2 separate regions of the Homo sapiens genome follow, and region 2 is linked to region 1. The links are chromatin loops, found by intact Hi-C in ENCODE. Cell type or tissue: ovary. All regions are shown on one strand.

Evidence for each region. Hi-C counts contacts between places; a loop is a spot of excess contacts. Peaks named below come from ENCODE experiments on the same cell type or tissue, not always from the same donor. Only the 100,000 strongest peaks of a DNase experiment are listed, where the experiment ranks them.
Region 2: it touches region 1 in a loop (2.9-fold over the local background); 13 of 110 quality-filtered maps call a loop at or near these places.

The regions. Positions count from the first base shown.
Region 1 is chr4:10,005,418-10,007,917 of GRCh38, reverse strand. The region is part of intron 2 of SLC2A9 (solute carrier family 2 member 9); the gene reads left to right. LOC124900664 (a long non-coding RNA gene) reads right to left here and starts at 1,438. Exons shown (of 2, transcript XR_007058026.1): 1 at 1,226-1,438. RefSeq lists enhancers at 245-294, 575-924, 784-1,983. In ovary, no CTCF peak of the experiment used is centred here; DNase peaks (open chromatin) are centred at 894 and 1,513.
Region 2 is chr4:10,548,386-10,550,885 of GRCh38, reverse strand. The region is part of intron 8 of CLNK (cytokine dependent hematopoietic cell linker); the gene reads left to right. Among named protein-coding and RNA genes, the nearest start is that of ZNF518B, 92 kb to the right of the region's middle. In ovary, a CTCF peak has its summit at 1,063 (motif pointing right); a DNase peak (open chromatin) is centred at 1,028.

The DNA.
Region 1 (2,500 bases):
ACACACCTCATTTCATCCTTCTGGCGGCCTCATCTACAAGCTAGGGGTTCTTATTCCCATTCTATAAATGAGTTATTCCAGAATTGATGTTGCAGACGGGGCCCCTGCTACCTCAAGCATCCAGAAGTGAATTGACTGGTAATGAAAACAATTTGCCCTTTTCATTCCGGCCAACCGGAGGATATGCAAAAAGGAGAGCAAAATATCATCTCAAGTCTGCGAAAATGCACTGTTCCCTGTAAACACAGCTATGCAACCTCTCAAAAGAATGTTCCAGCAGGAGGAAGGCTCAGGACTGTGATTGAATAAGAATAATATTGGGAGTGCATTCACTTCTCTGCTTCTGCCTGGGGCCAAATAGACAATGAAACTTACCTTCTTTATGTTTCAACTAATTAAACCCAAGCATTTGGCTGCCCCCTCACTGCAAAGGTGGCTGAGGGGAAACCCAGGAGGCTCTGAAAGCCTTACTTGCCTGGCTGTTGCTTGTAATTGATGTTTCCTCTTTCATCATGTTTCATTTCATTCTGAAAGCTAACTGTGGGAACAAAATAGTCTCAGGTGTCTGGAGGCACAGGAGCCTCTTTCCCAGTGAGTCAGCCAGGCTCCTCTGGGAGAATCACTTGGGGAGGAGGAAAAAACACCACAAACCTGCAAACCTAATGCTCAAGTCAAGCCAAAATGGGAGCTGAGTTTTTTCCTTAGGACAAGGGAGGTGTACTGGGGTCACCCAACACCACCTTCAGGTAGGATAATTCACTGGCATGAGTCACAGGCGTTGGCACAGGAATGCGGTAGTACTCACAGCTATGACTGATCACAGTGGTGGAACACAATGCTAAGTCAGCAAAGGAAAAAGGTGCAGGGGTGAAGTCCAGAGGAAACCAGGGGCAAGCTCCAAAGAACTCTTCTAGCAGAGCCTCACGGGACGCGCTTCATCCCCACAGCAACGAGTTGTGACAACTCTTGTGAAATTTGTCTAACAAGGAAACTCATTAGAGACTTGGAGTCCAGGGTTTTTCTCGGGGGGTGGTCACATAGGCACTCTCTGCTTGGCAAGCAGAAAATTCCAGATTCCCAGAAAGAAAGCAGATATAAACCACACTGAGACAGCATAAACCACACTGTTTGCACAGTTTAGGTACACTGAGTCACTCTTACCAGATCTGGGAACGGTGGCAACCCTTCCAACATCCAAGTTCCCAGATGCAAGCCCGGGACTTACCCTGCAGCAGGCTTTTCTAGGAAGAGAAGTCTCAGGCGTGCTGTGAGAGCTCTTTTCTACACAGGAGGCCTTACCTCGGGGAGCCAGGCGACATTAGGTAGCACTGCTGGGATTGTGGAATTTTGTTCTTGTGGGGCCCTAACTTCAGAGGGCCTGGTTCAACAATGGGTACTTTTTTAAGGACTTCTGGACTGCGTTCTTCCCTGTGCCAGTGTGTTCAGTGGTGCAGACTGTCTTTATAAAGCCCTAAGGCATTGTGGCATGACTTCCTCTCTTATGCAATGGTGTGTGTACTCTGGCCCAGCTACCAAGTGTTACTTCCGTGTATTTTTACAGGACTCCTGAGAATCGTTCCAAGTGAGTTCACGGGAGGCTCTGTGTGAATCAGTAAGGCACATTAATATTGTTAAACGGGCTACGAGGTAATTTGCCTCCCATTGTCTGGCAATTTCTTTTATTATTTGGAGATGCTCTAAGCCAGTCTTGGCTGGGAATTGCAGAGTTCAATTTTATGTCCAGAGGCTTGGTCCCCAGGTTCCTGGCCTGGGAGATAATGGTAAGTGATTCATGGATTCTTGAATCTGACAAATAAATGAGCCTAGGCCCCTTATTTTACAAATATAGCAGTAAAAATATCAACAACACTACCACCAACCACCCCAATTTCCGGTTTTTATTGTGTACTTCATATCGACCCAGCACTGTGCTGTATCTTCATTCTCTCATTAAATCTTCACAGTAACTCTTCAAGGAGGGCAATGATTTAACAGATGAGGAACCTGAGGCGCAGAGAGGTTAAGTAACTTACTCAAGGTCACCCAGCAAAGAAGTGGCAGAGCTGAGAGTGGAAAAAAGCCAATTCCAACTACCTTTAACATTGACAGCACTTCCAGAGAGGCACACAGATTGCTTAAGATCACCCAAGGCCACAGAAAGACTCAGTGATGCAAGCAAGTGTTAAATCCAGAACTCTTGGCTCTTTCTTAAGCTTCCTTTGCTTTAACCATGTAGCCTTTTATTCAGTTGTTTGCAGTTTAGGCTGTAGTTAGTACTAGCCGTAACATCAATGCTTCTGGAGCAACTCATAACAATTTTGATCAGACTCATCATCTCATACCAATTGCAGGAGCTTCCTAACAGGCCTAGCATCCTCTAGTCTAATCCCTGAAATGTCCTTCACACTGCACCTATGAAGAACATTCTTAACCACAAATTAGAGCTATCAATTCCGTGCTAAAACCCTCCAATGGCTCCCCAGTGCCCATGGAATTTTGT
Region 2 (2,500 bases), 540 kb before region 1:
GTCCAAAAGCGCAAGAGCAGTGATGCTGACAGTTCTGATTTGCCAAAGAGAAGATGTAAAGTGATTCCTTTAAGTGAAAAGGTGGAAGTTCTCAACTTGAAAAGGAAAGAAAAAATATTGTATGCTGAGGTTACTGGGATCGACAATAAAAATGAATCTTCTATCCGTGAAATTGGGAAGAAGGAAAAAAAAGTGTGCTTGTTTTGCTGTCACATATCACCTTTATCATAGGTCTGTATATTTAGGAAAAGCATAGGATATATAGGGTTTATTACTATCCTCAGTTTCAGACATCCATCGTGAGTCTTGGAACATTTTGCCTTAGGATAAGTGGAGGGCTGCTGTAACTTAAGTGTATGTTTATGTAATTTTTTATTTATTTATTTTTTTTGAGACAGAGTCTCCCTGTGCCGCCCAGGCTGGAGTGCAGTGGCGCGATCTTGGCTCACTGCAAGCTCCGCCTCCCGGGTTCACACCATTCTCCTGCCTCAGCCTCCCGAGTAGCTGGGACTACAGGCGCCCGCCACCACGCCCGGCTAATTGTGTTGTATTTTTTAGTAGAGACAGGGTTTCACCATGTTAGCCAGGATGGTCTCGATCTCCCGACCTCGTCATCCGCCCGCCTCGGCCTCCCAAAGTGCTGGGATTACAGGCTTGAGCCACCGCGCCTGGCCTATGTAATGTATTTTTAATAATGGCTGTATGTAAAGCCAGTTCACAGAATTTCTGAAAGTTTAACAACCATCCATTGCAAGCTGGCAGCAGCCACTCCAAAGAACAATCCCTTAACTCTTTTTCCTTCTTCAAGAGGTCTTACTTTAACCCTCCCAGAACACGGTGATATTGACAATGTCTTCATGGTTTCACCATAATAAGTTGTGGTGGAAACAGTCAAACCAAGGTCCATCGGATTCTGCAACCATGCTATGCCCACCTCAGTACATTACCTACCCAAAAGCAGTAACTTTGTGAGATCTGTCCTGAGACTGCAAAGCCAATGAGTCTCTGGGCAAATGGTGCTAATTACACGTTATGACCACCAGGTGGAGAGCATGCCTGGCTTCTCCAAGAGAAAACTGGAGATGGGAAAGACTTTGAACAACTGTTTGGGTCCTCTTGTTTGACAGAGAACTTTTCCTAGCATTTTAGAATATTTGTGTACTTCATTAGGGAGGTAAATTCCCGTTTTCCCTCTAATTTTTCATACTATAATAATAGTAGTAACTGCAGCTGTGCATTAAGAACCATGCCTTGAAGTGCATCAATTCATTTATTCCACACATGAATTTCCATGAAGTATAAATAAGCACTCCTTACTTCTCCAGATGGGGAAATTCATTCACTCCTCAATCCATTTGTTTATTTCATAAACATTCATTAAGCACGTGCCATGATCCTGCCCATAGTATGAACAGGATCAAGATTCAATCTTAACAAATTCAGTTCCAAAGCTCACCCTCCTTTAAATATCACAAATACTTGATTTATTATTGCTTTATTAAATAAGGCCCCCAAATTTTAAGAAGCTTTCTGGAATTTATCTGAATTACCATCAAAGCTGTATAATGGTAGACAAGTTACTTTGCTTGTTCAATCCAGTTTTTTTCACCTGCAAAGTTCCTTAAGTTCACCTTAACCTCTTACTTTGAAGGATTTTGGTTAGCTAAGCAATGATTAAGTGAAGCTCATGGTATCAGCACTTGCCAGTCGGCATATTTGATGCGGCTGAAATCCCCGTGGATTTTTGTAACTATTGCCGATATTATACTACACAAAAATCTTAAAAGGGAGGGAGGAATACTAAGTGAGGCTAGAAAAAATAATCCTACATTATAATGAAGACACAGGACACATGGACAGTGTATCATAAAGATTCACCCTGAGTAACACAAAAGACCCTGAGTGGCCAAGGCAATCTTGAGTAAAAGGAACAAGGCTGGAGCCATCACACTTCCTGATTTCAAATTACATGACAGGGCTGTCGTGGTCAGTGGTACACCAAACATGCACACAAGTAAGGCAGAGTGCAGAGCCCAGAAATAAATGCATGCATTGATTAAACTAATTTTTGATGAAGGCATCAGGAATACACAATGGAGACAAGATGGTCTCTTCAAATAGTGGAGAGACTAGATATTAATGTGCAGAAGAACAGGGCAGGACCTGTTCCTCTGCACAGGGCAGGACCACGTTCCTCACACCATGCAAGGAAATCAATTTGGGGTGGATTAAATCAACTTGGGGTATACCCAAAACTACAGAACTCCTAGAAGAAAACATAGGGAAAAGATCCTTGGCATTGTATCTTGCCAATGACTTTTTGGGTATGAGACCAAAAGGACAGGCAGCAAAAGCACAAATAAACAAGTAGGGCTACATCAAACTAAAAAGCTTCTCCACAGCAAAGGAAAGAATCAACGGAGTAGAAAGGCAAACTACAAAATGGGAGAAAATATTTGCAAACTATATACCTGATAAGGGTTAATGTTCAATATAGACA